2 separate regions of the Homo sapiens genome follow, and region 1 is linked to region 2. A link is an interaction called in ENCODE POLR2A ChIA-PET data of the cell type or tissue named here. Cell type or tissue: B cell. All regions are shown on one strand. Links, peaks and the distances in the headings refer to the core of each region. The heading gives the core; the rest is flanking DNA.

What was found. Peaks named below come from ENCODE experiments on the same cell type or tissue, not always from the same donor. Only the 100,000 strongest peaks of a DNase experiment are listed, where the experiment ranks them.
Region 1: POLR2A ChIA-PET joins it to region 2 with 7 read pairs; 2 of 35 experiments call an interaction of 5 or more read pairs at or near these places.

Annotation. Positions count from the first base shown.
Region 1 is chr22:41,157,620-41,160,446 of GRCh38, reverse strand. EP300 (EP300 lysine acetyltransferase) reads right to left here. Exons shown (of 31, transcript NM_001429.4): 19 at 1,947-2,035. Among named protein-coding and RNA genes, the nearest start is that of EP300-AS1, 38 kb to the left of the region's middle. In B cell, for the core only: no CTCF peak of the experiment used is centred there; no DNase peak of the experiment used is centred there.
Region 2 is chr22:40,658,491-40,663,635 of GRCh38, reverse strand. LOC124905123 (a long non-coding RNA gene) reads left to right here. Exons shown (of 3, transcript XR_007068110.1): 3 at 2,671-4,043. Among named protein-coding and RNA genes, the nearest start is that of MCHR1, 18 kb to the left of the region's middle. In B cell, for the core only: no CTCF peak of the experiment used is centred there; DNase peaks (open chromatin) are centred at 2,301 and 2,667.

The DNA.
Region 1 (2,827 bases), core at 191-2,690, 500 kb before region 2:
TTTTTGTTTTTTTTTGTTTTTTTTTTTGCAATCAAAGCCAAGTGCAGACAACGACAAGCATGAGGGAGAAAAAAAAACACAAAACAAACGAAGAAATGAGGGATTGCAAGACAACAAAAAACATAAAAGCAAGACAGAACAACACAAAGCAGAAAGCCAAGGCAAAGCACAGATTAGCATTAAATATCTCAAATGGGATCACAAGTAGCAAATGATTACTGCAAATAAAAGCAAATGTTTCAATTACACAGACCCATATCCTTTCATTTCAGCAATTAACGCTATGTGATGTAAATAATCAAAAGGAGGAAGAAGGATAAATATACCAGGGAGAGAAGAACTGCTACTCATTACCTAAATACAGGAATCACACCTCTTCCCACTTACAAAACAAAAAACCACAGACCCCCACCCCCCACCCCAAAAGCCCACTATAGATACAACTGCAGAAAACAATAATCTAAAACAACCATTGCCAGGCGTGGTGGCTCATACCTATAATCCTAGCACTTTGGAAGGCTGAGAGGGTGGATCATCTGAGGTCAGGAGATCGAGACCAGCCTGGCCAACATGCTGAAACCCTGTCTCTACTAAAAATACAAAAATAAGCAAGGCATGGTGGCACACACCTGTAATCCCAACTATTTGGAAGGCTGAGGCAGGAGAATCGCTTGAACCCGGGAGGCAGAGGTTGCAGTGAGCTAAGATTGCGCCACTGCACTCCAGCCTGAGTGACAGAGTGAGACCCTGTCTCAACAAAGAAAGAAAAAAAACTGTTTATTGAAAAGCCTGCACAAGCAGTTAAATACTGACTACAGCCATCAAGTGATACATTTCAAAAGGAAATGATGTGTGCAGGTACCTGATTAAAGATGGCTTGGTGCAAAGATAAACACTTTAGACTACTGTTTTAGTAAACATGAGAAAAGTTTCATGTCCAGTTACTTGCTTTTTTAAACATAAGGTACTTATAACAACTTGAGTCCCACCTTTTCTAGGTTTCAAATGAGTAAAGAGCTAGATTTTTACTCACTGCAAAATCAAAGCATTAGGTCTACAAAGCATTAGAAGCACGCCTAACTTTTTGTAAATAAAAGAAAAAGTTTAAGTGACTTTTCAAAGCTAGAAATGCATCTGCAACACACAAGTTCAGCAAAAACCAACACCATGGATTTGGTATTAACAAACAAATAAAGGGTATTAATATCATCCAGCCTTGTTATTATTGTATCAGAGCCCCAAATAAACACCCAATGCAAGCTATACTTGTAGCTGATCACTGAAAACAGGAGACAAATTGTGGTTAAGATAGATTAGTGAATGAGATTTATGTGATTACAGCCATTGATTGGGCAGGAGAAAATTAGGCAGAGGTGCCTCGTTTATTAGACTCAAATCATCCTCTGTCACATACAAGGCTGGGTTGGGAAAAGTAAGGTACAGAGAGCTATGTGAGGTTTTCCTTTTAATTTGCTTAATATGAGGCAAAGAAAAGACTCCAGAATCCTGTTTTCATATATTCTAATAACAACTACTTAGGGATAGGCCTCATCTAAAAAGGAAATATTTCCAAAAAGCTGTCTAGCGAGTTTCAGTTAAAAGTTTAAAAATCTTCTCAGTTTTGCCTCAGGCTGTGGTGATCAACAAACACACAGTAGAAAGAGAAGTGGGGCCTGGGATATAGACCCATCTAGGCCAACAACTCACAAAGTTGCTTAACTTCTCAAGCTCTTGGGAGGAACCCAGGTAACTGATGCAAGGCTACTCTGATAGAAAATTTTATTGTTCTGCAAACAAAGGCAGAAGGCAAAAAACAGAACTTGTGCTATACAGCTGTCTTCAAGCAAGATACACATGAACCATGACTGTATGTGTGCTGGCCCATCCGCATGCACTCCCTGGACATGTGGACACATGGACCATGGTCCACACCTGGCCAAGCTTACCTGTTCTGGTAACTGTAATAAGTGGCATCACGAGGTATTGTGCACAACTGTTTGCCGTAGCAACACAGTGTCTGTGGAGAGAACTCCAACTGCAAAAGAAACCATTTGTTAAAAAGCACAGAGGCCTTAAGGACAAGCTAGAACAGTAAGAATGGCAAGTCAGAAACAGAAGTCAGTGGTGTCTTAGTTCTCATTTATGTTAATAATGATGGGCTAATTCAGTTCCTGAAAATCATTCTCAGTTTACTACCACATTATTTCAAAACGCTGAGGTAGGCTTAGCAGTCATATCCTTCCATCACTTTACCAAAGAACCTAACAGGAATAGCTGGGCAGGGTGGCACATGCCTGCAGTGCTCAGAAGCTGAGGTGGGAAGACTGCGTGAGCCCAAGAGTTCCAGACCAGCTTAGGCAACACAGCAAGACCATAGTCTTATTTTAAAAACAAAAAACCAATAATGTGAATTGGTATGTACAGGAAAGCCAGCACATGCTGAGGAATCTGCACCCACAGGTGAATATAAGAATGCCCCTACTCCAGATGAGTTAACAGTCTGTTGATTATTTAATTAGTCAACTTTTCCATACAATTGCCACTCTGAAAAAATGCCTTTAAAGAAAGCCCATTTCATATTAAGAGATATTACTACTGTGGCACACAGTAAGAGAAAGACTGTGTTGGCTGGGAGAGGTGGCTCATGACTGTAATTCCAGCACTTTGGGAGGCCGAGGCAGGAGGACTGCTTGAGCCCAGGAGTTCAAGACTAGCCTGAGCAACATCATGAGACCCTGTTTCTACAAAACAAATTTAAAAAATCAGCCAGGCATGGTGGCGTACGGCTGTAGTCCCAGCTGCTCAGGAGGCTGAGGTGGGAGAATTG
Region 2 (5,145 bases), core at 1,127-3,626:
GCACTGCAGGCTGGGCAGCAGAGTGAGGCTTGGTCTCAAAAACAAAAGCAAACCAAAAAACCATCCATATATTTCAACATTTTTTTTTTTTTGATATGCAGTCTCACTCTGTCACACAAGCTGGAATGCAGTGGCGCAATCTTGGCTCACTGCAGCCTCTGCCTTCCCTGTTCAAGTGATTCTCCTGTCTCGGCCTCCGGAGTAGCTGGATTACAGGCGCCTGCCACCACGCCTGGCTAATTTTTGTATTTTTAGTAGAGACGGGCTTTCACCATATTGGCCAGGCTGGTCTCCTGGCCTCAGGTGATCCTCCTGCCTCAGTCTCCCAATGTGCTGGGATTAGAGGTGTGAGCCACCGCAGCCAGCCAACTTTTTTTTTTTTTTTTTTTTTTTTTAGATAGAGTTTTGCTCTTTTGCCCAGGCTGGAGTGCAGTGGCGTGATCTCGGTTCATTGCAACCTCCGCCTCCTGGGTTCAAGTGATTCTCCTGTCTCAGCCTCCCAAGTAGCTGGGACTACAGGTGCGCACCACCACACCCAGCTAATTTTAGTATTTTTAATAGAGACGGGGTTTTACCATGTTGGCCAGCATGGTCTTGATCTCTTGACCTTGTGATCCCCCTGCCTCAGCCTCCCAAAGTGCTGAGATTATAGGCGTGAGCCACCGCGCCCAGCCTAATTTTTGTATTCTTAGTAGAGATGGGGTTTCACCATGTTTGCCAGGCTAGTCTTGAACTCCTGACCTCAGGTGATCCCCCCGCCTCAGCCTCCCAAAATGCTGGGATTACAGGTATGAGCCACTGCGCCCGGCCTCATTTCAACTTTTTGATCATTGAAAAAAAATCTTAAATTAATAAATAAATTAATAATTAATGAATCCTGCAAAGTATTGCCACCTACCCAGTGCTGCAACTGCAACTTCAAAAGGCCATTCCACCATTCTATTAAGCCAGCTGCTTCAGGATGGTGGGGGACATGGTAGCACCAGCGAATTCCATGAGCATGAGCCCACTACCTTACTTATTTGACTGTCAAGTGGGTTCCTTGGTCAGAAGCAATGCTGTGTAGAATACCATAATGGTGGATAAGACATCCCACAAGCCCACACATGCTAGTTTTGCCAGAAGCATTGCGTGCAGGGCAGGTAAGTCCTTATTCAGAGTAAGTGTGTGTTCCAATAAGGACAAAACCCTACCCCTTCTATGATGGAAGTCGTCCAGCGTAATCAACCTGCCACCACGTAGCTGGCTGACCACACTGGGGAATGGCGTCCTAGTGGGGGCTCCCTGTAGGTCTTGGCTGCTGGCAGATTGGGCACTGAGTGGTGGCCATAGCCAGGTTGACCTTGGTGAGTGGAGCCCATGTTGCTGAGCCCATGCTTAACCTCCATCCCTGTCACCATGGTCACTTTGTTCATGAGCCCACTGGAGAATGACAGGGGTAGCTAGGGAAAGGGGCTGACTGGTATCCACAGAATGGTTCATCCTATGCACTTGATTATTAAAATTCTCCTCTGCTGAGGGCACCCTTTAGTGAGCATTCACATGGGACACAAATATCTTCACATCTTCGGCCCACTCCGAGCAGTCTATCCACATACATCTTTCCCAAATTTCTTTGCCACCAATTTTCCAATCATGTTTCTTCCAAGTCCCTCACCACCCGCCAATCCATGGACTACAGCCCATGAATCAGTATATAATTGCACATCTGGCTGTTTCTCCTTCCAAGCAAAGTGCCAGCCCAGCAGGAAGCTTCAGAGGAAAGCAGTCCAACATTAGGCAGAAATGGCTGGGCCCTGTACCACAGCTCTGCCTAGTCAGTGACTGGGAACCACCCCAAGAAGAGTGCAATCCCAGTTTAAAAGCTGAGGCAAGGTTCCTCCAAAAACTAAATACAGAATTACCATACTAGGCCGGGCGTGGTGGCTCACGTCTATAATCCCAGGACTTTGGGAGGCTGAGGCGGGAGGGTCACCTGAGGTCAGGAGTTTGAGACCAGCCTGGCCAACATGGTGAAACGCTGTCTCTACTAAAAATACAAAAATTAGCCAGGTGTGGTGGTGGGCACCTGTAATCCCAGCTACTGAGGAGGCTGAGGCAGGATAATTGCTTGAACCTGGAAGGCAGAGGTTGCAGTGAGCCGAGATCAGGCCACTGCACTCCATCCTGGGCAACAGAGCGAGACTCCCTCTCAAAAAAGAGGAAACAAAAATCAAAGGTCTGGTATTAATCTTTTCATTGTGTATAGTTCCCTGGTAGATGGTCTCAGATACTCCTGGGGAAGGCTAGAGGCAGATTCCCAGCCCGTACTTGTGGAATTGCAGGGTCCTTTCTTGCAGGTATCCAGCTTTTACTTCTTCCAGGACTTCTGGAACAAGGGCTGACTCAGGTTTGGAAATTGGGTGAGAGACTGTGCTCTCAATCACGGTGGCTAAAGTCAGATCTCTGTTGACCAAGCCTGAAGTTTTTCACGTACACACATCAAGTAGCAACTTAGTGGATGTGCTGTTTATATATTTTGGTTCCACAGACTCCATGGTCAATTAGCCAAATCAATCTCTGCAGATCAGACCATCTGGGTAACTCCACTGGCCCTGCCTATTACAATAACCACATTCACTCTCCTCCAGAAATTAAGTAAGTGCTGCAACTTGCTTTCTATCACTGCAGGCTCTACACATCCCCAGTGAAATGAGGAAGCCCACTTCAGCTGCTGCCGTCCCCGCTGGCAGCTCTCACCAGGGACTGTTCAGAGGCACCGGTATTTCCCTTCCCAGTGAATTTCTCAAAGTCTTGGTTTTCTGGGGGATCAACTTATGAGCAACCAAAAAAAATACAATGTTTACTACAAACTCTGTTAAGGGGTTATTTATTTTGAAAGCAACTGGGAGCCACTAAAATGTTTTTTGTGTTTTTTTAGATGGGGTCTTGCTCTGTTGCCCAGGATGGAGTGCAGTGGCACGATCTCGGCTCACTCCAACGTCTGCCTCCCAGGTTCAAGCCATTCTCCTGCCTCAGTCCCACCCCAGCTCCCTGTCCCTAGTGGCTGGGACTACAGACGTACGCCGTTTCATTCTGAAATGTGTCTCCCGGTCTCGGAGGTGGGGCCTGCTGGGAGGTGATCGGATCATGGCGGCAGATCCCTTATGAATGGTTTAGCACTATCCCCTTGGTGATGAGTGACTTCTCACTCAGTTACTTCACATGAGAGCTGCTTGTTTAAAAGTCTGGGACCTTGGCCAGGTGCGGTGGCTCACACTTGTAATCCTAGCATTTTGGGAAGACGAGGTGGGCGGATTGCCTAAGCTCAGGAGTTCGAGATCACCCTGGGCAACATGGTGAAACCCCATCTCTATTAAAATACAAAAAATTAGGCTGGGCGCAGTGGCTCACACCTGTAATCCCAGCACATTGGGAGGCCGAGACGGGTGGAACACAAGGTCAGGAGATCGAGACCATCTTGGCTAACATGGTGAAACCCTGTCTCTACTAAAAAGCACAAAAAATTAGCCGGGCATGGTGGCAGGCGCCTGTAGTCCCAGCTACTCAGGAAGCTGAGGCAGGAGAATCACTTGAACCTGGGAGGTAGAGCTTGCAGTGAGCCAAGATCACGCTACTGCACTCCAGCCTGGGTGACCGTGCAAGACTCCATCTCATAAATAAATAAATAAATAAATACAAAAAATCAGCTGGGTGTGATGGCACACACCTATAGTCCCAGCTACTCGGGAGGCTAAGGCAGGAGAATCACTTGAACCCAAGAGGCGGAGGTTGCAGTGAGTCAAGATCGCGCCACTGCACTCCAGCCTGAGCGACAGAGTGTGACTCTGTCTCCAAAAAAAAAAAAAAAAAAAAAAGTCTGGGACCTCCTCCCTCTCTCTTGCTCCCACTCTTGCCATGTGACGTGCCTGCTCCCCCTTTACCTTCTGCCATGATTGCAAGCTTTCTGAGGCCTCAGCAGAAACCAAGCAGATATCAGCAACATACTTCCTCTACAGCCTGCAGAACCATGAGCCAATTAAACCTCTTTTCTTTATAAATTACCCAGTCTCAGTTATTCCTTAACAGCAACACAAAAACAGCCTAACACATAAACCAAAAGCAACGCTGAAACTCCTGGGCAACTGAAGCGATTAATAATATCATCACGGCCTTGAAAAATTCTGGGGTGGTGATTTTATCAATTTCCCCTTCATTCTTCAGTTTGGCCAGTGAAGATGGCAGATGGGTCTCTGAGAGAATGACAGTGAATTACCATAAACTTAATTATGTGACAACGCCAACTGCAGCTGCTGTTTCAGATATGTTCTCATTGCGGGAGAAAATAAACACAGTCTCCCACACCTGGTATGCAGTTACTGAGCTGACAAATGCTATTTCTCTATTTCAAGAAGAAGAGGTCAGACACCCTGCTTTCATGCATCAGAGTCATCAATACACCTTTACCATCTTGCCTCGGGACTCCATTAACTCTTCTGCCAGTTCTCCAAACCTCAGACTTTAGCACATCCTCATTACACAAAACACAATGCTATTCCACTCTACTGACAACATTATGCTCCTAGGGCCTGGGAAGCAGAAAAGTGTAGGTATCCTAAATGTGACAGAAATGTCATGAAAACACAAAGGCCCAATTTCTCAGTAAAGGTTTTGGGGTCCAGTGTTCTGAACACGTCCCGATTTATCCTACAAAGTAAAGAACAGGCGGGGTGTGGTGGCTCACGCCTGTAATTCCAAATCTTTGGGAGGCCGAGTTGAGAGGATCACTTGAGCCTGGCAGTTCAAGACCAGCGTGGGCAACATAGTAAGACCTTGTCTCTACGAAAAATAAAAAATTAGCCGGGCATATGGTGGTGCATGCCTGTGGTCCCAGTTACTCAGAGGGCTGAGGTGAGGAGGACTGTTTGAGCTTGGGAGGTTGAGGCTGCAGTGAGCCATGATCATGCCACTGCCACTCCAGCTTGGATGACAGAGCAAGACTCTGTCTCCAAAAAAAAAAAAAAGTAAAGAACAGTTTACCTTACGTTACACCCACTACCACAAAAGAGGTGTGATTAGCCAGGTGCAGTGGCACACACCTGGGCACCAGCCCAGGAATTCGAGGCCTCAGTGTGCTATGATCACGCCTGTGAATCACACTACACT